Regions from separate parts of the Homo sapiens genome. Here regions 2 and 3 are each linked to region 1. Evidence: chromatin loops called from intact Hi-C (ENCODE). Cell type or tissue: endothelial cell of umbilical vein. All regions are shown on one strand. Each heading gives the region's core, and the rest is flanking DNA. Links, peaks and the distances in the headings are about the cores only. Region 1 holds the start of ADGRL4 (adhesion G protein-coupled receptor L4). Region 2 overlaps LOC105378810 (a long non-coding RNA gene). Region 3 overlaps LOC107984998 (a long non-coding RNA gene).

Region 1 (10,080 bases), core at 1-5,000:
AAAAAATAAGATATGCATGAAGTCTTTTAAAATCAGTAACAAGTATAAATTTTGACATGGTAAGTCAAACTTACTGTTTAGCTACTTACGCGTTTTTTAAATAGTATGAAATTAAACAGTATAACACAAAACAAGTTAGTTTCTGGAGGACAGAAAAGCAGTCCCATCAGAATTTAATCTTACAGTATAATCCAAAAGAAGTAACAAAGCTTGTTTACCTTCACAAATTGTGACACCATTTCCTGAAAATCCCATGTTGCAATAGCAGGCTTCAATTCCATTGCGTATTTCACATTTTGCATTTGGGAGACAAGGTGTCTTGGTGCAATTTTGAGTATAGGAACAATTCAACAAAGTGGAAAAAACCACTAAATAAAATAGAGAAATACACCTTTTCAAAAAGTAAAACAAACATCTCTCCCCATTGTTGAATTAGAGTATAATAAACATAAATTATCCTCTCTTTCTATTTAGATAAATGGATTATAAATTTTTCCCAAGAGAGCACTTAGCTAAGTAACAGCACAAAAGCAAGTAAGTAAAACTTACTTTTAAGATGAAGGCTTTTTTTGTTCCAATTTCAACCTTTATCAAGTAAATCTCAATGAAACTAAAATGTAATAAACAACTCAGCTTTATAATAAAAACTGTGTTCCCAGATCAGTATAGCATGTTGATTAAGTGTTACCCTTCATTCTGAGGTGAGATACTTTGAAAGGGAACTGCCTGATTGTAAAGCAATTTCCCTCCTCTGGGAGTAATCCTGTGTAGAAATGAAGGTAAATTGAGTATTCAGGTTTTTGCAAATTCAAATCTGTGTTATTTTAAGATGACATCTTATCTAGGAGAACAGATGCACTTGCTGTTTTTTTCTGTGTTCTAATGATTGTTTTCAATTTCAATTGTTTTCAATTTCAATTTCAATTGTTTTCAATTCAATTATTCATAATAAAATTTATTTCACTGTTTTTATTTTCCATTAGGGGAAATTTAAAAACAAAACAAAAACAAAAAAAGAAACTCAAGATTATAGTCAAAGATTGATCTTCCAGAAATGGAACAGCACACAAATGTGAACAAAAAAAAATGAAACAAAACAAGGAACAAGACTATACATCAGAGTTATTGAAATACATTTGGAAATTATATGTTGTGGACTGATAGGAAAAAATAAGGAAAAGTAAAGTCGGTTCCTTTTTTATTGTTTTACCAGGCCTACTCAAGAGTCTTGAGGACCAACAGCTATGAAGCATGAGGTCATTGTTCTGAAAACAGTCATCTAACATTAGTTGTCCTTATCAGGTACCAAGAGATTCTTAAGTATTCTGTTCTAAATCCCAGTGGCAAATAACTATGTATACTGACTAAGCCGGAATTAGTTCACCCTCGGAGATGTCATTTACTATCTTTCTGCACAGTATGTTCAAAATGAAGCTCAAATCTGGCCCGGCAATCCCCTTAAAATGCCAGGAAACCTCTCATGGGTGTTAATGGTCTGGATTTCCCAAATTTCTTCGGGGCAGAACAGAAGAAAGGTGAAAGGGGATGCTGGACACTTCCTCAAGAGGAATAAAAAGGTAACATTCCCTGGACCTTGGAATATTCAACTTTAGAGTTGAAAGGTCAAGGAGAAAAACATCCTGAGAAGTACTAAATCAATTCTCCTCGGAGATTTTGCCAAATACACTTGCCATGTGAGCTCCACCTCTTAAAAAATCCAGTCCCCTACAAGGGATTGGTCCCTCCGACGACCTCGGCGACCAGGGGCGCTGAGCACTCACCTAGGAGCGGGAGGCGTTTCATTGGCGGTGGCCGCAGTGGTGGCGGTGGCGGAGAGCGCGGCGGAGTGAGTGCGGCTGTGGACCCGGGACCGGGCGCCGCTGGGCGGGCGCGGCAGGGTCCCGGATCCGTCCTCCGTGACGCGCCGGCTTCCTCCGGACACTTTCCGGCCTCTTTTGTGTGAGTGTGTGAGTCAAGCCCTGAATCCGCTGGCCACGTCCGGCCTCCATCCCCTTTCCCCACGCCTCCTGGGCTCCATTCCCTGCCTAGTGACCACTGACCCTGAGCAATGTTACAGCCCCACTGAGGAATCAGTTTATCCCCAGGCGCAGCTCCCAGAGTGACACCCTAAAAGTGAGTACTTAAAAAGCAAAGGTCTCTGAGATCCACGGAGAGCCCCTCCAGAGGGAGCATCCAAAACTCAGTAGGTTTCAGGGGTTCTCTCTGACACCTAAATTTCAAGACATAGCCTTTTTTTTAATATACTCGCCAATAAATTTTCCTAAAGAACAATGGGTCAAGAAGTAGTCAGGAGACCTGAATCCATGCAAAGGGGCATGCCAGTGCTCAGGCCCCACCTTGCTGGGACTCAGGGTTGCATCGTGTAAAATAAGGATATAGTCTATTGTGTCTAGGTTAGATTGTGTTTTCCATTATCAACTCAATTTCAGGTAAAATTCACCTGTAGCCCTTCCTTACATCTGCAGAAAAATTGGTGCATCATATCCTTTGCATGTTAATATACAAGTCGATTACGTAGAAAGAGATCGTCCACATTGGAACATGGAAACAATTCTAGCTTAAAAAATTAAAAATAACTGGCAGACAAAACTAATGTATCATGACAGAAAATAGATCAATGGTTGCCCAGGGTTGGGATGCAGAAGAGGGACTGACTGCAGAAAGGCACAAGGAGAAATTGAGGTGATGATAATATTCTATATTTTGATTGAGGTGATGGTTGCATGAGTGCATGCATTTGTCATAACTTATCCAACTGTATTCTTAAAACTGGTGCATTTTATTGTATATAAGTTAGATGAATTGTATTATATGTAAGTTTAAATAAAGTTGATTTAAAGAAAGGAAATGACTAATATTTTTGCCATCAACACAAGCCATTTTACCTTTCAATAGTCAGATCACCTTTGTCACATACCATTTCTATTCTGTTTAAAAAGTGACTAGTGCAAATTTACTTTATATAAAGAGCAGCCTCAGAAAGATGAACAGCCACAGCCCCCGGACTCCAGGGGGATTATGAACTACTGGGAAAACAACTAAAACTAGTCACAATCACACACCACAAAGTGACTTATATATTAACAGCAGTCACAAGTGCTTATGTATTGACACGTTTATCTGGCTCTCCATAGCATTTTCCCAGACTCCTTCTAGGTGAATGTGGGCAAAAGTTCCTGAGAGTGGCACCATAATAGGTGAGGCAAATGAGGAACAAAGGTGTTGCGTGACTTGCTCAGAGTCCACAGCAGCTCTTAGACAGCTGGTCTAAGTGACTGGCCTTGATTGGAACCCGGACTATAAACTCACAGTCCATGTTCTCTATATTGGACTTTTTTTGAGACGCTTTTTTTGAGTGGCTTTTTTTGAGACGGAATCTCACTCTGTTGCCAGGCTGGAGTGCAGTGGCACAATCTCTGTTCACTGCAACCTCCGCCTCCCAGGTTCAAGCGATTCTCCTGCCTCAGCCTCCCGAGTAGCTGGGACTACAGGCACATGTACCATAGCCAGCTAATTTTTGTATTTTTAGTAGAAACGGGGTTTCACCATGTTGTCCAGGATGGTCTCGATCTCTTGACCTCATGATCCGCCCACCTTGGTCCCCCAAAGTGGTGGGCTTACAGGCTTGAGCCACCGCTCCTGGCCACAAATGGGCATTTTTGACGAATTTCATTATGCACTATTCTAGAAACTCTTAATTTATCCAATCAATCAGCACATTTTCAAATTCCATATCTATCACACTCGGGCACTGAATGAAGTGTCATGGAGCAAAACAAAACAAAACAAAACAAAAAGCCAAAAAACAAAACTTTATTCCTGACCTTCGAGTTCTAGGAGATTAAGAACCATTAACAGACATCACACTCAGGAGGCTGTTGCAAGAATGAGGAGTCATCAGATATTGTTATTCGGGGAGTTTGAAAAAGTGATTTAAAAGTCCTAAATGCCATAAAAAAGAAGTTCTAGACTTTGTTGATAACTTTTTTTCTAAAGATTTTTGTTTTTGTTTTTGTTTTAAACTAAAAAGCAATTCAGTGAATCACTGGCAAGAACGCAAATGATGGATTTTAAGGGCATACCAAAGGCAAGGAAGCAAAAATAAACTATGAAGAGTTTAGGAAATAGATTATGAATGCCTGAACAAGGGTAGGCATATTCGTGATGGAGAGATAGGGACAGATTGCAGAAAGCATTAGATAAAGACAAATTGATGTCTGCTTGACTTAGTAAAATTGAGATATAAGGCTGAAACAAAGAGAATGTGGAGGTTTTCCAGTTGTATGAATGGGAGAAGGTGGGAACCATTCACAAAGATACAAAAGATAGGATGAGGAGTAATTCTGAAAGAAAAAATGAATAAGCCCAGTTTGGTAATACAAAATTGGAAGTATGTCAATGATCTGAATTTATTCATGTGAAACCAGTTTCTCCAGTTATAAGAAGTTGAGCTTCAATGTACATACATAGAAACAAACTTTAGAAGGCATAAATATAGAAACACATTATTTTCTGAGATGAGCTATAAACTGAAACACAGCACTTATTTTTAAAATAATTTACTCCTTATATCTGCCACACTTGCTTCATCTTTAATTTTATCCTAAAGATAATAAAATACAGCCCAATCTTTAAAAATATCACTTTTTCCTAGACATTGCTTTAAAATTAGCAAAAGTGAATTAATACTTAAATCTAAAAAAAAAGTTTTCCATTTTTTTCTTTTACATGTGTGTTTTTATTAAAAGGCAAAAGTGTATTCATTGTTCTCATCAAGAAAATGATAGTATATAGGGGAGCATAAGGTGTTTAATGATGCTTATAGGTTTTTTTTTTGTTGTTTTTGAGACGCTCTGTCGCCCAGGCTGGAGGGCAGTGGTGTGACCTCGGCTCACCGCAAGCTCCACCCCCTGGGTTCTCGCCATTCTCCTGCCTAAGCCTCCCAAGTAGCTGGGACTGCAGGCGCCCGCCACCATGACCAGCTAATTTTTTTGTATTTTTAGTAGAGACGGGGTTTCACAGTGTTAGCTAGGATGGTCTCGATCTCCTGACCTCGTGATCCACCCACCTCGGCCTCCCAAAGTGCTGGGATTACAGGCGTCTGCCACTGCGCCCTGCCGACACTTATAGTTTTAATATTGCTCTTTGTAAAAATAAAATCATTTAAAAATGTATTGCTTGAAGAAGTCCGTATTTGTAAAGGAAAACACAGATGATCAATGTATAATTTTGGATTCATTGTCTTGTATTACTTACAAAAAAACATTTAGAAGTTTTGGTCGGGCACGGTGGCTCACGCCTGTAATCCCAGAGCTTTGGGAGGCTGAGGCGGGCGGATCTTGTACAAGGTCAGGAGATTGAGGCCATCCTGGCTAACACAGTGAAACCCCATCTCTACTAAAAAAAAAAAAAAATACAAAAAAATTAGCCAGGCGTGGTGGCAGGCGCCTGTAGTCCCAGCTACTGGGGAGGCTGAGGCAGGAGAATGGCATGAACCCAGGAGGCAGAGCTTGCAGTGAGCCGAGATGGCGCCACTGCACTCCAGCCTGGGCGACAGAGAGAGACTCCCTCTCAAAACAAACAAAAAAAAAAAACAAGTTTCAATCCAAAAAATGTTTTAATTACCAGAAAGAAAACCATATTTAAAAAAAAATATTCTCAAAGGAATATTGGACTATCAGTCTAAACTTTTATTAACAGTTTTCCCTTGGTTACCACTGCGGCATGTTTAACTTTGAAAGATATACAGAAATCACTTAGAGCTTGATTTTGGTCTATAACATAACGCATGGAAGTTAAGTCACTTTAAGCTACCTACCTGATTGTAGCTTTGATGAAATATACCAGTGTGAACACTCCTCTTGCAATGGTAGATCTTATCAGATCCATGATTAGTTCTATCTTAGGTCTGTCTGTAAGTGCCAAATTAAACAGGATTTCCTTGAAAAGTTCTTGGACAGGTTGGAGTTGGCAATGGAAAGTATTCACTCTGAAGACTTGTGTTTAATTCTAGCTTTTGAGTAGAGTATTTTACCCCGTTGGGGATCAGTTCTGTTAAATGAAAATAACCGTATTTGCCCTGCTAGATGATAGTGAGCTGCTAAGGTCATTACTGTACATGTAAGAATAATCAGACATCTATACCTCTGGACACTAAACACATTTAAATATAGGAAATTAGTGTATAGTTGACAGTAAAGCCCTTCTCCAAAAGTGTATTTATTCTGCTCATGGTGACAGATAGTAGGAACCTAATGCCGTTTCTGGATACTTTCTGAGGCCTCTGTAACATTGTCTAGTTCCTCACCTAGATAGACATCAATAATGTGATTAGATTCCAAGTGTTTGTCACGCTGTAAATATATATCTTAATATTAGTCATTACTTATGGATCATTTGACTTTTTCAACTTATTGAACTTTTGCCACCAATTTGTTAATTTAGGTAATTCTGCATTACTACGTATTTTCTTTATTCCCATAGTACCCTCAATAGGATGACAATTTACCACAGTTTCTCGCCTAAAAATATTGATTTTCTCAAGACTCACTTTTAGTCAAAATCAACATTAACAATGTACCGTTGGCAAAAGTGCTATAGAAAGGTTAAAAAAAAGGAAAATTGAGTTATGTATGAAGTAGGAAAGAGTAATTTGATTAAAACATACACAATGTTGAAATTAAGAAAACTTTTAATAAGGTGGAACAGTAGCCCCAGTGTAGAGGAATGCCCGTGAATGGAGAAGGACTGAGGTTTCCAAAGTGGACTTGTCTGTTAATGGTTCTTAATCTCCTAGAACTCGAAGGTCAGGAACAAAGTTTTGTTTTTTGGCTTTTTGTTTTGTTTTGTTTTGTTTTGCTCCATAACACTTCATTCAGTGCCTGAGTGTGATAGATATGGAATTTGAAAATGTGCTGATTGATTGGATAAATTAAGAGTTTCTAGAATAGTGCATAATGAAATTTGTCAAAAATGCCCATTTGTGGCCAGGAGCGGTGGCTCAAGCCTGTAAGCCCACCACTTTGGGGGACCAAGGTGGGCGGATCATAAGGTCAAGAGATCGAGACCATCCTGGACAACATGGTGAAACCCCGTTTCTACTAAAAATACAAAAATTAGCTGGCTGTGGTACATGTGCCTGTAGTCCCAGCTACTCGGGAGGCTGAGGCAGGAGAATCGCTTGAACCTGGGAGGCGGAGGTTGCAGTGAACAGAGATTGTGCCACTGCACTCCAGCCTGGCAACAGAGTGAGATTCCGTCTCAAAAAAAAATGCACATTTGTATTTTTGGAGACTATCTGGAAATTGTCTGCCTCAGAGGTCTTTTAGATTTTCAGATGTATTTTATATCAATGGGATATAGCAAAGGTCAATATTTTGCATTTAATTTTTTAGAAAGCCAGCAAAACATAGTTATTTTTAAAAGTATTCGTAGTTACAAGACAGTAGGAGAAATGAGTCGTTTCCTTTTTTTTTTGGTCTAGTGTTAAACTTAGGTTTTAACCAATTGTAGAGAGATGCTAGTGTGTAAACCTGGCTAGCTGGAAACTTGTGTCTTTCTAATCTATGCTAAATATGTCTAATGTCGGTCAACAGTTGGTATCAAAAACAAATTATAGTGTTTTAATACACATTTTCACTTATGCGTTTAATCAGTTCATCATCTAATTATGAAACTCAAGTTAGTATCCAAAAGCATTTTAAAAGTTGGATTTCTAAGACTATGAACAGGAACACTTGACTAGGTTTTCTGCTACTAATTTTTTCAGTGGAACGGGGTGCAAAAAGCATCTGGTAATTTTCAGTGTTGACTGGAAGGGAGGAGCCCCAAGTTCCTTCCCAGCCTGGTCATTCAATTGTTTTGTGACCTTCAGAAAAATCACTAAATCTTTCCATTATTCTGCTTAACACATTTACAAATGTCCCTGCTTTATATGTTTTTTTCTCTCCTAGAGTTTCTCTTCATAAAGATTAATAAACTAGTACCCACACCTAGGAACAAATTTTCTTCTGAGGCAGGTATTGATGTGAAGAGGAAAAATAAAAATCACCTGCATTTATGCTAATCGTTTCCATTTTAACTGACTTGTAAATTATTTCATTAATTTATTTTTCTTTGGACATTTCTATGTTATAAAAATATCAAGCTGACCTCATTTTCTAAAAGGCAGCACTCCGAAAACAGAAACCAGGTGCAAATCACCTCTTAATACTGTTCTTTTTAGCTATACTTTCAACACTTTGTAACACTGGTTTATTCATAGTTGATTGCTCTCCTTCATTGAGTTGTCCAAAATAATATCTTGAGAGGTTACAGAATCCCTCAGGATGTACAAGTAATTTAAATTATTTCTTTAGGTTTGTAATACATTGTACTTTACATTACATTTCATCTGCCTTTGTGTTCTTCAATCACTCATTTACTATATCTTTTTACAATTCTCCACGATTGCTCAATTTTTATTTGGAAAATTAAATATTGTAATTATGTACTGAGAGCATATTTCAGTTGCTTGTTATTCACTATCATCTATTGTTATTAACATGCATATTGAAGATACAAGTCTCTGGTTCGGGACTCCAGGGAACATCATTAACTTCCTGTTGCTTTGAGAATTATCTTTTTATTCTTACGCTTTATTTTCCACTTTGTCACACATCTTTAATCTCAGACAAGATTTAATTTTTTCATTGTTAACTGTTTTATTAATAGCCTTCTATGTGAAAGAATTGGCTTAAAAATAGAAAGCTGTTTGGAAATCTAAATAAAGTACCTTAACTGATAATCATTTACAATTTATCACATTTAAAAAAATGTTCTTTTAAAGATAAGCATAAGGCTCTGAGTTTCCCTTCATATCTCTATCTATAGACATAAATTAACATAAATAGTACTATCTCCCAACAATTGCAAACATAATTTTGCTTACACTGAAATAATTATCTTAATTTAAAGGTACATTTCCAAAAGCCATGATGATGTAAAGGCATTTTTTTTAATTATACTTTAAGTTTTAGGGTACATGTGCACAACGTACAGGTTAGTTACATATGTATACATGTGCCATGTTGGTGTGCTGCACCCATTAACTCGTCATTTAACATTAAGTATATCTCCTAATGCTATCCCTCCCCCCTCCCCCCACCCCACAACAGGCCCCAGTGTGTGATGTTCCCCTTCCTGTGTCCTTATGTTCTCATTGTTCAATTCCCACCTATGAGTGAGAACATGCGGTGTTTGTTTTTTTTGTCCTTGGGACACCTTGCTGAGAATGATGGTTTCCAGCTTCATACATGTCCCTACAAAGGACATGAACTCATCATTTTTTGTGGCTGCATAGTATTCCATGGTGTATATGTGTCACATTTTCTTAATCCAGTTTATCATTGTTGGACATTTGGCTTGGTTCCAAGTCTTTGCTATTGTGAATAGTGCTGCAATAAACATACATGTGCATGTGTCTTTATAGCAGCATGATTTATAATCCTTTGGGTATATACCCAGTAATGGGATGGCTGGGTCAAATGGTATTTCTAGTTCTAAATCCCTGAGGAGTCGCCACACTGACTTCCACAATGGTTGAACTAGTTTACAGTCCCACCAACAGTGTAAAAGTGTTCCTATTTCTCCACATCCTCTCCAGCACCTATTGTTTCCTGACTTTTTAATGATGGCCATTCTAACTGGTGTGAGATGGTATCTCATTGTGGTTTTGATTTGCATTTCTCTGAGGGCCAGTGATGATGAGCATTTTTTCATGTGTCTTTCGGCCTGCATAAATGTCTTCTTTTGAGAAGTGTCTGCTCATATCCTTCGCCCACTTGTTGATGGGGTTGTTTGTTTTTTTCTTGTAAATTTGTTTGAGTTCATTGTAGATTCTGGATATTAGCCCTTTGTCAGATGAGTAGATTGCAAAAATTTTCTCCCATTCTGTAGGTTGCCTGTTCACTCTGATGGTAGTTTCTTTTGCTGTGCAGAAGCTCTTTAGTTTAATTAGATCCCATTTGTCAATTTTGGCTTTTGTTGCCATTGCTTTTGGTGTTTTAGACATTAAGTCCT
Region 2 (11,043 bases), core at 1-5,000, 350 kb after region 1:
AGTCCTCTAATGTTTAGATCACTATACTGGTATCAGGTAATTATATATAGTTTCATTGGAAAGTACTCAGGGTAAAATGTCTCATTTTGATGCAAAAATTCATTTTGTTTAGTCGCTCCATTAGTAGCTGGGATTGATCAGAAGGAAAACATATAGCATGGGTTGGTTGAGGCTAATAACTTTACCTCTGTTTTATGTTTCGATCTTTCACTCTACTACAGGTTACTACCTTTATTTCTTAAATTTAAACTGCCCAAAAGATATTTATCTTCCCCCCACAAACTTGTTCATCCTCTTCTTTTTGGTCCCCCTCTGTCAGTGAGTGGAATTGCATATACCCAGAAAAATGCAAACATAAAGAAGCAGGGAATAGAATAGTGGTTAGGGGCTGGAGGGAAAATGAGAAGATCTAGATCAAAGGGTACAGCAAACATTCTGTTATAAGATGAATAAGCTCTGGGATCTAATTTATAGCATGGTGACTATAGTTATCAGTACTGTATCATACACTTGAAATTTGCTAAAACAGTAGATCTTAAAAGCTGTTACAATACACATGCACACACACATACACACACAAAACAATGGCAGCTATGTAAGGTGAGAAATGTGTTAACCAACTTGATTGACATAATCATTTTACAATGTATACTTATATCAAATAATCATATTGTAGACCTTGAATACATACAATTTTTATTTATTAATTATTCTGCCACAAAGCTAGAAAAAAAACAGGAAGTATGTTTTCAGCAATATAACCAGAAGGTTCTGTCCTTTGTGGAGTGAGCTCCTGGATTCCACAGATAAATTCCTAAGATTGCAGATGTGTGTGGGACAAATGATTTGGGTCAGTATGTTTTCTATATTCTAATATCTGAGTAATCATGATATATTAGATTCATATGTAGCAGAACAAAAGGCAAGATTTATTTTCCAAAAAATTTCTAGATATAAGGAAAAGACTGAAAGTTTATACTTGAAGGCATTTACCCCTTTGAGTTTTGAGTGTATAATTACATGGGATGAATACAGGGTGTAACAAAAATATATTTAGCAGATAAGTGGAAGATATGAATCTTGACTAATTGCAATGTGACAGTGGCCAAGCACTCTATCATTTTTGTGATTCAATTTTCTCATCCACATGAAAAAGTAAGAGAGGAAGAGAAGAAAGAAGGTTGAAAAAGAAGAGGGAGAGAAACAGGGAAGAAGGAAGGATGAATGGAGAAAATAAAGGAAGAAAGGAAAAAAGGCAGGCAGATAGGCGGTCAGTCAAGAGGGAAGGGGGGATTTGACTTTAGATTGGCTCTAAATTTATATATTACTCTGAGTGAGGAAGATGGTTTACTTGGAACTGAAATGATAGATGTGTAGTTTTGGAGATTGGTAGGGATTTTAGAAAGCTTTGAGGCAGAGGTGTATATTTTAGTTGTGGAGTTTCAGGAAATGGGGTCCCTGAAGTCTCAAGAAGTAGGTGGTGGGGTCAAATCAGTTACTAATTACAGAAAACGAAACAAAGCAGAGGATGCTTGGAGACACTGGCAATTTATTAATGTATCAAAACTACATTACTCTATATTCAAAGTACTTTTTTAGGAGCTTTAGAGGTTCAACAGACACAGGCTCTGATTTAAAGAAGGTTACACCCAGACAGGAAGACAACACACAGTGTCTTCTTAAACTTATAAAAAATCAAATGCAATTGCCAAATATGTTGTAGAAAATAAATGGTCTGGGATTGCAGAAGAAAAACCACTAATGCCTTTGCTAGAATGAGAGAAGACTTTTGAGGGCACAACGGGTTAGAGACTGAGATTTCATAGCAGTTCAGACTGGGCCTCCCTCCCGGCAACTCTCCCTTTCTCTTTCCCTTTCCCTCTCAATTTCTCTAAAAGAGGCTACCTGAAACAATAGACCTGGTAAGGGAATAGCGTTAATGCGATCTTTCAGGGAAGGTGGAGTGACTTTGTTTACCTGAGAAATGAAACTAGAAACTGTTGGTCACTGGAGACTTTTTTCAGTCTTTGTATGGAGCGCAGAAGTAGTTGGATTTCGAAATCTATATGGCCCTTGATCCCTGGAACTTTGTTTCCATTCTTGCCTTATTCTTAAGTAGCTTGCTTAGACTAGTCAATGGTGGACAATACTGTGGCTCTTCCCAGCCACTTCCCCTAGAGCTCTCGCTCAACATGTAAGGCATGCTTCCAAGTTATCTCAGACAGTTTTCCAGATATTTGTACTGCACAAGGATTGTAGTTGTCCAGCCTCAGATACCAGTTTTAGCGCCACCTGCTGCTTAACTGTTTTTTTTGTTATAGCAGTACTGCCTTCAGTGACATTTTCTATAATACATCTGGCCAATTTGTGAATCATCTCCGATCCAACTAGCGGGAAAAATCATATGTAAGCAGTATCTTTGGGGTCATGTCTGAATAAAGTAGACATCCTTTCTGCTACATACTGATGGTTAGGACTGTCACATGGTCATTCATAACTAGAGAGAGGTTGGGAAGTGAAGTCTAGCTGTGTGCCCAGGAAGAAGGGAAAGTTCATTTTAATGATCCAGCTAGCAATATCTGGGAAATGGAAAGAGTGTTGTGATAGATTGACAATGCCTGCCACGGGAAAAGGGTTGGTGTGGAAATATTTGTGTCACGTATTTGCCATCCTGGCCATAAACAATGCAATTAGAAACAATTGTTAGCCAAATCTCTTAAAAGTTTATAAATGATCCGATTTTATTTCAAATACGTTTCCCCAATAATCTCCATCTTTTCTTAACGATCCTCTTCAATAGTGCTTTTAAAACAAATTTTGGCTAAAACTAGAGCTTAAATTTAAAACAGCCACCAGAGTATCTTTTATAAAAAGCCTAGTTTTAGAACATCCTTCGCTTTAAAATTCTACTGTCTGTTCTCTAATTCCACAGGGCCCAAATATTTCAGAAGCAATATAATCTTCAGTTTATTTCAAATTTCTAAGCTTTCCCTAGGGCACTTGTCTCTCTATAGGACATGAGTAACTAGGAACTTTGGTCTGATGCTATCCACTTGGTTAAAGTTCACAAAGGGGAGAAATTGCCCATGTGGAAACTGCAGTTCCAATACTTGTCGCTGAACATAAAATAACTCGGGCCTCCAGGGTTAATGGTAACATTAGAATCACTTGAGGCTCAGGTAAGAAAATTGTAATTAAAAAGGAAATAGAGTTTGAGATATAGCTGAACTTTATTGTATAAAAGTACAGTGTAGCATTTCCTTCTTAACCTTGGAGCCAAGTCTCTGAACGTGCTGAAGTTTTTGATACCTAGAAAATGCCTTGATGAGGGAAGGGGAGAAGGAATCGGGGGGAGTTAAATAGACCACTGTTGGAGTTCTGCCCTGAATTTTTTAGAATAATTAAGCCCTGCTTGCCATCTATTTCAAGTTTCTCTACTTTTGTTTCATCTCAGCTCAATTTTCTTCTCATCAGTTCTTGTGCAAGGTGCCTTTGGCTTTAGTTCCTTCACAACTGATTGGCATCCATCCCCTTCCCTTTATGGAATATCCCCCCAATTTCTCCATTTAGGAATTTAGCCAATTAAGCAGAGTATCTTTTTTTAATTATTATTAACTAAAATTGCATGGCCTAGTAGCAGTGTTTTCTTATTCCTTCTCTGTGACAGGCTGAAATAAACATACCACCATCTGATAAAGGTCAGCTTTGAAACACAGCTGCCTGCTGGGCGTGGAGCGCAGACACAGTGCACCCCAAACCTTTCCTGACTACTAATACAATTCCAAATCCAATTAAAACCCTTAGCCTCCTCATTGAATCCTGAAGTGCTTAGGGATCCAGCCTCTTCAGACATAGCCTAGTGAAGTCTTCTTCCCCTTCCTACTTTCAATCACCACTAACTCTCAGCAGTTGTTTATTTCTAGGACTAAATTGAAAAGACCTCAACAAAGACATTTTGGAAATGGAAACCCAAGAGCACAGACCTCTCACTTTTCACATATCCACCCGAGTCTTGGTATAATAATTCACAACGTGGCACATACAACTTCCTCCCTCAACAGACTCACTAGCTAGGAATCCTAAGTCTGCCAAAGCCTGTTTTGTTTTCCCACTTGCATTCACATTGTTTAAATGGAGTGAAGCCCAGGAGAAATTGATTTCTCTTGGTTGCATTATACTTACATGTTTGTCTGATCTCATAGCTATGCTGAGTGCCTAGCAATATGACAGTTTTAATAAACACCACACAGTTCTGAGTAGGAGGCATGCAATCAGGAAAGGTGGGGACCATTAGCGTACCTGCTTATTAGTCCCTTTGACAAGACGGACTTAGGGCACTTGGTATCTTGCACCTGCTACAGATGCTCTGATCCTCAGTAGTGATGTGCTCTTCACCTGAGGACTCAGTTGCAGCAGTGGTATGCATTTCTCTTTGTTGAGTTTCTATCCCTCCTGATACTTCAGCTCTGCAAAGTACTCAGTGGGCCAGAACCACTCTTTCTTTGTGTTTGTGCACATGGTGTTAAGGGATTAAAAAACGGGGAGGAAGATTTACCCTTTAGGAAGTAAAGTGTTGGAAGCTTACACTGCTGCTGAACAGCTTATGACTGCTAAAGGGGGTTTCCTTTCACTCAGATGGTCTAGGGGCCTGAGAATCACAAATGTGGTTCAAACCCTTGACGCTGTACCTATTCTGGCATCTGTCCTCTCCATGCTATTGTTGGTGGCTAATATACAGAGCAACGTCTTTACAAAACATTTACATGTAGGGAAATTTTGCAAAGCACTGAAAGGAGTTTCAAGTCCTCTCAGAAAGTCCACAGGGTTCAGTGAAAATAGAATCTAATCAACCTGTAAAAATTGAAATCCCACATCTATTGCATGACTTGATTTGATTTGAGGTATCTTCTTTTTGATCCCCAAGCAATAAAATGAGTTGACTATCTCTCCTGGAACATTATCTGCGCCTGTCTTTGCTTTTCTCGGCCTCCTCTTTATTCTTTGTCTTCTTTCAGGCTTCTATTTCTGAAATATTACTAATTACTCCTTGGCCTAGGTATAATCCATCTTTACTGTGGTGAGTGGCTTTGCCACTAACTAGAGAGGAAAGGAAAACAGTCCTTACTGCCTGCCTCCTATTTATGAGGTACTTCTTTGCCCATCCCTTTTTTGTGTCCTTCTTTCCCTAAGTTTCATGATTTCCCCCTTGGCTCCCAGGGTTTTATAAAGATTTTGTGAAGAATCATTGCTTAATCAATTAAATTTGTATCAGAGCAGTTTCAGAATTCTGTGTGGTGTTTAGACAGGCATCTCCTGTGCTCACAACACAACAGTACCATAGGGAAGTTGATGTTTAAGTAAATCTTTCATTAAATGTTTCAAGACTGAGACATCTGTCTCATTCAGCATCTCCAATAATAAAAATATTGTATATTCATGCAATATTTAAAAATTCATATGAAAGTGTAACTATTATTTAATTTTATCTTAAAAGGTAACCATGGAAAGTAGTATAGCACTTTTTCAATTAATTTTTTAACACATGAGAAATTAAAACTTGAAGGATTTTAGTGGCAGAAATGGAATTAGAAGCCAGATCTGATAATATTTGGTCCACCTTTCCATTATAACACAGTTGACATAATATCTAAAAATTACAGAGAATCAACAGTGATTATTAGTTTTGATACTATATATAATACTTGCACACATTACATTAACCTAAATTTGCAATAATTTGTAAAATGTCGATTTTTTCATGTTACATCTGCTTTTGAATTATTAGTTACTTTCTCCATTATACCTTGTCCTATACCACCATCAAAAGCATATGTTTAGTATAATATTTTACAATAGGTTTCTTTATGTATTAATACAAACAGACCTTCATTCTGAGAAACTCTGTGCCTGTGTATAATGCCAAGCTCACTGGAGGGGTAAAAAAAATTTTTTTTCAGTGAAAAATGTGTGAATACAATATAGAACTCAAAGGAATTTTACTATAGGGAGTCCAAACTTTCTTACCTACTCAAAAAAAAAATTTCATGGGGATGCTAGGGAACATTGTTTAATGCCACATTCCAGAGGCAATACCCAAAGCAAGGGTTCCTTCTAGCATCACGTTAGCACACAGGTTCAATTATGAATATGTGGAGAACATCAGTGAACTGCCCCCAGCTTCTCCTTTGCCTCTCTTCTACAGTCATCTCCCATCTGTACATTGTTAATGATCTCTGAGCTCTGTGCTGCTCAACTCTAAGCACGAATGTGATCACAGCCTAAGGAGGGAAAGCCTCATTTGAGTTTGATCTGTTCATTCAGCAATAGTGGAAGGAAAGGTGTGGAGTGATTTGCCCAACTCTGGAAGCATTTCTGGAGAAGCGTGTTGAAGCCAGCAGACTTAATTTGTTTGACCTTCAGATTCCATCTTCCTTGAAATTAACCTTTGTTTTTATTCTTTTTCCTTTTTTGTTGTTGTTTTCATGGCCAGTGGTGGTATCTCTTAGAACAGTCAAAACTGGTATGCGTATACATGTGGCAATTATGTGTATTTGGGTGTTGTGGTGTATGGTCTGGCATTACATTAATAAAGAGATCCCATGTTGCATAATTCTAAGATTTAAGATTACTACTTTGAATGCTTTTAAATTTTTGTCCTGATTTGTGCTCATATATATTCTAGCATACTTCATCTTTCCTATGAGGAGAGATAATGGGAGGCAATTTCTACATTACTTATCTCTGCTTTAATTACAACATATTGCATGGGAGACATTATTTTCAAATGCTTTCCCTTTTTTCTCAGTCCTGATTGTTTCTCATCCTAGAGCAAATATTCGCTTAAATGTTGTAAGCCATCTGTAGTTTATAAAACACCTTTAAGCTATTGTTTTAAAGTTTCATACCTTTTAATGTTTTCCTATTTATTTCCTGCTGATATCAACATATACCCTGCCAAAACCAATCTTTGGTGGATACTAACATATTCCTATTGAACATTTGATCCAGAAAGTTTGCATATAATAAGCAGAATGAACATCTGTGAGGGCTAGATAATTTTTAATATTTATGGAGAGTTCATTTCAGTGTTACAATTCTTATGATGAGTTTGGTATTTCAAGACACAGTGTAGGGTGAGTCCTTGAAGCAGATTGCATCATGGGACAAGTTTGAGAACTGAGTACTAAAATGTTGATTAATTGGGATTTCAACTGTGTAGGAAAATATTACTTGTAAGAATTTGAGCACTGTGAAAAGTACTCATGAATAGGAGTTGATGTCATACATTTTAAAATTGGCATATGCCAAATGCATTACAGAAAAATGTTTCCACCTTAGAGAGAAAAGTCCACAAATGAAACTTAATGTTTTTACTCAACAAGATGTCTAATGCTTTGGCTAACACTTTGGAAAACAGAAAAAGTGATAATTGTGGAATTAGAACAACATCTTATTAGTATATTCTCCTGTTCATAAAGTGTTAGTGCCTGGAAACAAGTCACAGGTTCAAGTATAATATCAATGCATTATACGGCAAGGAAACTTGTCTGAGGTGGTTTTTTTTGGAGTCTCGCTCTGTCACCCAGGCTGGAGTGCAGTGACACAATCTCGGCTCAGTGCAACCTCAGCCTACCGGATTCAAGCGATTCTCCTGCCTCGGCCTCCTGAGTAGCTGGGAATACAGCCGTGTGCCACCACGCCCGGCTAATTTTTGTAATTTTAGTAGAGATGGGTTTTCATCATGTTGTCCAGGCTGGTCTCAAACTACTGACCTCAAGTGATCCACGCACCTCAGCCTCCTAAAGTGCTTGGACTACAGGAGTGAGCCACCATGCCCTGCCCTACTCTGAAGTTTTTGGGTTTTATTGATTTTTTTTTTTCCTGTGGGTATTTTAATGTTTTCTAACTCCTCTCCCAGGTAGTTTCCTCAGGGTCAGATAAAGTGAACTGGTTGGCACAGGAGTTTGCTAAGATAATAAATGTTGTTATCATATACTGATGAATAAATTGCCAATCAGATTTAGATTCAGGGATCAGAACAGTATTTAGAGATCGTGTGCTTTCCACCTTCATTAAATTGCACTCTAAATACATTTTAAAAATTCATCTGATGATGTAATGTAGTTTGAGGCAGATGCAGGACTGAAATGTAACTCTGTCTCTTAAAGTACCTGAAGCATAGTGAATCTGGGAAATAAGCTTGAAAAATGGCCAAGATGGGTACAAGTTAATCTGCAATGACTATCCTTGTTTATGGACTACTATTAAGGAGCCTCCACTTTTCTTCACAATCCTCTTATACACATTATGACTTTAGAGAAAGCCATCCTCCCCGAGTTGTTTACATCGGTAGGCAAAATCCCTTTGTGTCCAAAAACAGTATTCATAGGAAAAAGGGCTTCAGGCTTTTTATTCTGTAATTCTCTTCTACCTATCTTTTTCTGCCTCACAATTTCCATTTAGATCCTGAAATCGATACTGAAGATAATTAACCTTAGATCAGAAAAGGCAGCCTCCTCTTCTCAGCTAGCCGTTGGAAATGGCTTGTTACTTAGCCATTGGAAAATAATGAAAGAAGATATTGGAAGATGGTTGTAGCACCATAATTTTGTGCTGTGTTGTTTTAAGCTTCCTAAATATATAATTTGATTAATTATTTATTGATCAAAATGATGCTATGAATTTCCTGTGCATATTTCACTTTGGGTCATACAGAAAAATATAGTTTATTTCTTATTGGTTTTGGAGGTAATGATCCTGCTGAAGGTATTAATGATACATGGATAGAATTCTTCAGCACAGAAGTGCTGCTGTGTTATCCAGAAAATTCTCTAGAACAATAAATATTATAAGCAAATAAGTATCTCACCTCATGGGACCGTGTGGTTTTCTCAACGCCAAACTGAAAAGAATCACTTAAGAGTTCATCTTTGGCTGGGCACGGTGGCTCACGCATGTAATCCCAGCACTTTGGGAGGCCGAGGCGGGCAGATCACGAAGTCAGGAGATTGAGACCATCCTGGCCAACATAGTGAAACCCCGTCTCTACTAAAATACAAAAAATTAACCGTGCGTGGTGGCAGGAGCTGTAGTCACAGCTACTGGGGAGGCTGAGGCAGGAGAATCGCTTGAACCCGGGAGATGGATGTTGCAGTGAGCCGAGATCGCGCCACCGCACTCCAGCCTGGCAACAGAGCGAGACTCCATCTCAAAAGAAAAAAGAAGGGGGTTCATCTTTGACAGGCATGATATAAACAAGAGGGTGCGAAGAAAATATGTATAGAATAAGTAAATCATCTGGAAGAATTAAAAACCAGCACGCTATAAACAATAAGTTGATCAATGTACCCCAATGCTGTTTGTGGATCTCTAGGAAGCAGAGACCATTGTCTCTGCAGTGTCAACGTGAACACAAAGACTGCCCTATACTTGCTATTTAATAAATTGTTGTTGAATTGATTAATTGATTAGCTAGTTACCCAATAAAAACGAAGCCGTTGGCCGGGCGCGGTGGCTCACACCTGTAATCCCAGCACTTTGGGAGGCCGAGGCGGGTGGATCACGAGGTCAGGATATCGAGACCATCCTGGCTAACACGGTGAAATCCCGTCTCTACTAAAAATACAAAAAAAAATTAGCCGGGCATGGTGGTGGGTGCCTGTAGTCCCAGCTACTTGGGAGGCTGAGGCAGGAGAATGGCGTGAACCCGGGAGGCAGAGCTTGCAGTGAGCCAAGATCGCGCCACTGCACTCCAGCCTGGGCGACAGAGCGAGACTCCGTCTCAAAAAAAAAAAAAGAAAAAAGAAAAGAAAAAAAAAAAAAACGAAGCCGTTATTTTCTTTTCTTAATAATCCATATGTATCAAATAAAATGTTTGCAATATGGGTCGTTAAGCAATTTGGTGTTGATATCCCCGGTAATTCAAATAGATCAACAAATCCAGAGAAGAATTTAAAGGTTGGTTCACCATTAGCTAAGAAAAATTGAATAAGGAAGTCAATCTTTCAAGTAAATAATGCATCCCAAGTCTATGTAACGTAAACAAATAGAAGCCTTTTAAATGACATGTTTGTTTTCCTACTTCACTTGACCCTGTAAAGACGGTTTAATAATTATGTTGTACAATGCTTTCTGTCTTTTCAAGGCAACTTAGGATAAGCTATTAGTTTCACATATAATGGAAATTTTCAAAGGTAAAATGTTACATTTAATTGGGCTAGGGACTTGAGCATAATGTTGCTCTCAAACAAAATGCCAGCGTCCCTCAAGGCATGCTAAGAGATATTATCTATGGGGCACCTTACTGCAAACTTCTGTTAACCTGGGTCATAAAGACATGAATGAGTTTATATAAAATGTGTTAGGAGTAGTGGGATTATTTTCCTTATTCTTTAAACCTTTATTCTAACTCTAGAACTTTGAAAAATGCATCATTTATTCTGCTCATTTAACCTTAATCCAGTGAACATAATTTAGCCTTTCTTGGTGACACATTTGGAAATACATAATGTGTGAAAACACTGATACGGGCATAGAGGCAGATGGCATGAGCATGTTGTCATCCATCATTCAGCCTTCTTTTTAGACCATGCCCCTTACCACTCTGCTGAACTGTTGTTGTGGCCACATGGCCTCTGGGTGTGAGACTTTTTGATGTGTAGATTACCCACATACACAATAAACACGCAAATAACCAAACACATATGCTTGATGGATGGAGATGTTTTTCAAGTGTTACAATATGGAGAGGTACATCACTACATTTTTCTTCCCTACCTCTCTTACTCTTTGTTGAGCTATTCCAGTTTCATTCTGCCACTTGGTCTTCCTTCATATTTATAAAAACTAATTTAATTCAATAAATTTTGATAAACACCTTCCATATGTCAAGTACTAGAGTAAGTGTTGAGTATGGATAATGCCTGTTTCTGCCCTTAATGAATTCACAATCTACCATAGTTTACAAGTACATGGCTGCTAGTTCAGAGAGCTGTGACCTTCACAATTTTAAAGATACTGAATTACCAGGTATGCATTTTTGTT
Region 3 (5,000 bases), core at 1-5,000, 150 kb after region 1:
GTTTGAAGTCAGGTAGCATGATGACTCCAGTTATGTTATTTTTGCTTAGGATTGCCTTGCCTAATCATGCTCTTTTTTGGTTCCATATGAATTTTAAAATAGTTTTTCCTAGTTCTGTGAAGAATGTCAATGGTATTTTAATGAGAATAACATTCAATATATAAATTCTTTCGGGGAGTATGGCCATTTTGACTATATCGATTCTTCCTGTCTGTGAGCACGGCATGCTTTTCCATTTGTTTGTGTCATTTCTGATTAATTTGAACAGTGGTTTGTAGTTCTCCTTGTAGAGATATTTCACCTCCATAGTTAGCTGTATTCCTAGGCACTTTATTCTTTCTGTGGCAATTATGAATGAGAGTTAGTTCGTGATTTGGATCTTGCAATTTGGATTTTAACTTGCTGGTGTATAGGAATGCTAATGATTTTTGCACATCCATTTTGTATCCTGAGATTTTGCTGAAGTTACTTATCAGTTAAGAAGCTTTTGGGCTGAGATGATGGGGTTTTCTAAACATGGGATCATGTCATCTCTAAACAGGGATAGTTTGACTTCCTTTCTTCCTATTTGGATGCCCTTTCTTTCTTTGTTTTGCCTGAAGTTCCTGGCCAGAACTTCCAATACTATGTTGAATAGAAGTGGTGAGAGAGGGCATCCCTGTTTTGTACCAGTTTTCAGGGGGAATGCTTCCAGCTTCTGCCAATTCAGCATGATGTCAGCTGTAGTTTGTCATGTATGTCTCTTGCTATTTTGAGGTATGTTCCTTCAATAGCTAGTTTATTGAAAGTTGTTAATATGAAAGGATGTTGAATTTTATCCAAGGCATTTTCTGCATCTATTGAGACAATCATGTGGTTTTTGTCCTTAGTTCTGTTTATGTGATAAATCATATTCATTAATTTCCATACGTTGAACCAGCCTTGCATCCCAGCGATGAAGCCTGCTTTATCTGCTTGATCGTGGTGGATTAGTTTTTTGATGTGCCACCAATTCAGTTTGCCAGCATTTTGTTGAGGATTTTTGCATTGATGTTCATCAAGGATTATTAGCCGGGTGCAGTGGCTCACGCCTGTAAACTCAGCACTTTGGGAGGCAGACAGATCACTTGAGGCCAGGAGTTCAAGACCAGCCTGGCCAACATGGTGAAACACCATATCTACTAAAAATACAAACAAATTAGCTGGGTGTGGTGTTGCATGTTTGTAATCTCAGCTACTTGGGAGGCTGAGGCAGTAGAATCCTTAAACCTGGGAGGGAGAGGTTGCAGTGAGCCGAGATCATACCATTGCACTCCAGCCTGGGTGACAGGAGTGAAACTCCATCTCAAAAAAATAAAAATGGATATTCGCCTGAAGTTTTCTTTTATTGTTGTGTCTCTGCTGGGTTTTGGTATCAGAATGATGCTGGCCTTAGAGGATGAGACAAGGAGGAGTCCCTCCTTTAAAATTTTTTTGGAATAGTTTCAGTAGAAATGGTACCAGTTCTTCTTTGTACATCTGGTAGAATTCAGCTGCGAATCCAACTGTTCATGCTTTTTTTTTTTTTTTTTTTTTTTTTTTTTTAGTTAACAGGCTATTCATTACTGCCTCAATTTCAGAACTTGACAATCTTTTATCTTGGAACCCCTAGCTGGCACAACCTTGGCATTTACTTTTCCAAATGTTTTGAATAAATAAAAGAAAAACCATCTCTTTCTTCCATTCACTAATATTTATACTCCTGAATTAGAATTTCTCATGTTTTTTATATATTTCCTATTACCAGAAAAGACATTTAGCTTGCCAGTGCAATGATGACATTTTGCTGAAAATTGTTCAAAATTTTTTTCTGGATGAAATAATTTGCTGGAGCTACATTAAAAAATAATATTTTTCAAGAGTGAAAATATATGGTTGTTGCTATTTTAGGATTGGGATACATGTATTATTATCTCTTTTTACCTAGAGGAAATAAACCCAGTTTTTTTCCCTCAGACATGTAGCCTCTTTTGCATTCTGTTATTTAGATATATCTGCCTGAAAATGTACGTGACATTCTGGTGTTTTTCTACCTTGAAGTTTCAGCTGTGCTAGGAAGGTCCGCAGTTGTCATATGAGTGGCTTGGACATTTTTTGGTTTGTGCCTGTGTTTGTTTTTCCATAAAGGACAACTTGTTGCCAGTGACATTGATCCATTAATAATATCAATATTTACTTAGAAAATTCATCCCTTATTTAAAAAATTATTTATACCCCTTGTAACTAATGTGTGTATATATCAAATTTACAGATTGAGAATGTAATGGTCAAATCTAATAATATCTAACATGTAAGAAATCTCTTGAGAAGTCAAGAGCTTGGCAACCAAGTAAAGATTAAGAATAATTAGAAATAATATTGTCAAGAGTCACACTATATGCATATTATATTAAAATTGGGTACCAATCTATATGACTAGGTTGTAACTACTTTTAAAGTGACAGTCTTTCCAGTTCTAGCTTTACAAGGCTTCCATGAATATATTATATGAATTTGAGGTGATTCCAGTTGCTAAGACTAACCCTAGAATTGTTAAATTTTATTTACTAATGCCAGCAAACATGCATATTCCTGATACTAAAAGGTAGTATGCCTCTTCTAAAATTTTTTCACATGTAACTGTATATGATAAGAATGTATTTAAAGGTCACATTAGCCTGCATTCCTTTGGCTTCCATCCTATTGACTCATGTAGGAAATTAGAGCAGAGATTATTTCCTGTAGCCAAAGAACAGTCAGAAAACACAGCCTGTGCAGTGTTAACTTGCTATTTACAGAATAAGCTACTTACTTTAACTGAGTAATCAATTCAGGAACTACACCCAGGTCACAGCATCCACTGTAGAGAGAGACACTCAAGGACATCAGCAGTCCATCTATTGTTTAACAGAGCATTTTCTAAAGACCTATGAGTGAAGCCTCATAATTAACATGGGCAGTGGAAAGTATGCCTCAGTATTGATATCACATTCACTAGGGGATTAAGGTTCTTAATTCTCTCTTTAAAAATAGCCAGATTTCTTTCTACACATAAATCTATTTATACAAACGAAAAAAAATGAGTATACTCTAAACCCAAACTTTGCTTTACCCTCAGAGAAAAATTGGATGTTAGACTTTGTGTTTTATTTTCAAATTGTCTAAACTATTCAGGATTTTGAGATATCCAGATACTTTTTGGCAAAGTTTTAGAAATCTAAGAGATGATGTAAATAGACAAGGCAACAATATTACAAATCTTATTTGATGGAAAATGTATCATTACCTGAATCTCCCTTAGCATTGATGCCCTTTTATGTCTGTGCTACAGAGTATCTAAGGAGAAAACAGACAGAGGGAATAGCAGGTAGAAGGGCTCCAGAGTGTGAGTAGGTGAGATTGAGGGAGTAGACACGAAAGCAGTAAAAGTCTCTTGAAGGCTATGTGAGGCAGTGGTGCTTTCTTAGCATGAGGAAGTCACTGGAGGCATTTAAGCAGAGTAGGGATATACTCTGACTTAAGTGTTGAAAGGATTTTAGGGTCCTGAATTAAGACTAGAAGTTAGGAGTCTTCACCCAACTTGGGAGCAGAACACCTGGCAGGTCATTATTATAATAAAGTTGAGCAGCAATGGATGGTGATACAGGATAAGGTGGTAGCAAAAGACATGGCGAGAACCAAAGAGATTCAAGATCTATTCCAGAGCAGAATAAATATAACTTAGTACTAAAGCAGACCACGAAGTAAGTGGCAACTTCTCTTTATCTTTATATAATGAATAATTGATATTGGCATATATTTGCTAAAGTCCCTTTATTGGCTGATTACACTTAGGATAAAATCCAAAATCCTTATCAGAGCTTACCAGGCCTCTGAGCTTGTCACATTCTACCTCTGGCTGTATGTTTTCAATCTTCCTAATCTAGCTGTATTAGCCTTTTCACAATTATCTAAATCTGCCATTCTCTTTATTGCCTCAACACATTTGTACATGATGTACCTCTGCCCAGATCATTTTCCCTTCTCTTCAGCGAAACAACCACATTCTTAACCAATTGGTTAGCTGAAGAGAATGGTTATTAACCATAACACATTCTTCTATTCATCTCTTTCCTATCACCTTAAATGTCACTTGTTCCAAACTTACCCTAAAATTGCCTTTTATATGCTCAAATTGCATGTTTTACTTTTAATGGCCCTTCTTATACATGACTTCTGTAGCAGTCAATACTATGTATGCCTATGTAATTTTTGCATTCTTAATTTCTAGCCCAATACCTAGAATGCAGTAGAAATTCAATAAATATTTTTATTAAATTACTGCCTATATCTTCCTCTTGATGGATTGCAATGCACATTAGCTTATCAAAGTTTTAAAAGTCTTCACACACATGCACATACAGTGTATGGCTATATAAAGGTAGATGTGTATATATGTATAGGCATATGTATATATGTATATACATACATATGTAGGTATAGGCATATTTATATACATATATACAAAATACACACACACACACACACACACACACATCCCTATCTTTGTTTAAACCAACATCTCTGGATGTTCTGTGTTCATGGAATTATTTTTCTTATCTATTATCTTCTAAGGTGAAAGAAGAACATACTTGGAAAAATGCCATGTTAGATTATGACTTCTGTGGGAAATCTTATTTTTTACATAGTTTTAAACAGTTAATATTAAATAACCGCATTTCAATTTCCTATAACCATGTAGAAGTTCTTTTGACCTCCCTATGCCATGGTTTCCTCTGGTAAAAGAGGATAATGTCAGTAATTCTTTCATTCAACTGTGAGCATAAATGAGCTCACACATATATGAATGGGGCTTAGCATGGTGCTCTAAACATAGAAAATACTCATTAGATATGAAATATTTTATAATAAGTAATTTGCTGTAGTATAATTGTATATTTGGAGGCATAAAATCTTGAATTATAAACCTCTAATCTAGTTTTATTTGAGATGTGTTTTCTAAA

What was found. A loop is a pair of places that touch in the nucleus more often than their neighbours do. Peaks named below come from ENCODE experiments on the same cell type or tissue, not always from the same donor. Only the 100,000 strongest peaks of a DNase experiment are listed, where the experiment ranks them.
Region 2: it touches region 1 in a loop (4-fold over the local background); 1 of 110 quality-filtered maps calls a loop at or near these places.
Region 3: it touches region 1 in a loop (6-fold over the local background); 1 of 110 quality-filtered maps calls a loop at or near these places.

The regions. Positions count from the first base shown.
Region 1 is chr1:79,004,852-79,014,931 of GRCh38, forward strand. It overlaps ADGRL4 (adhesion G protein-coupled receptor L4), which reads right to left and starts at 1,879. Exons shown (of 15, transcript NM_022159.4): 1 at 1,782-1,879; 2 at 219-368. The coding sequence starts at 1,803. In endothelial cell of umbilical vein, for the core only: no CTCF peak of the experiment used is centred there; DNase peaks (open chromatin) are centred at 1,340 and 1,980; H3K4me3 peaks cover 2,255 bases; H3K27ac peaks cover 2,673 bases.
Region 2 is chr1:79,351,146-79,362,188 of GRCh38, forward strand. The region is part of intron 2 of LOC105378810 (a long non-coding RNA gene); the gene reads left to right. Among named protein-coding and RNA genes, the nearest start is that of LINC02792, 32 kb to the left of the region's middle. In endothelial cell of umbilical vein, for the core only: a CTCF peak has its summit at 2,296 (motif pointing left); a DNase peak (open chromatin) is centred at 2,286.
Region 3 is chr1:79,158,526-79,163,525 of GRCh38, forward strand. All of the region lies in intron 1 of LOC107984998 (a long non-coding RNA gene), which reads right to left. Among named protein-coding and RNA genes, the nearest start is that of ADGRL4, 150 kb to the left of the region's middle. In endothelial cell of umbilical vein, for the core only: no CTCF peak of the experiment used is centred there; a DNase peak (open chromatin) is centred at 2,766; H3K27ac peaks cover 1,504 bases.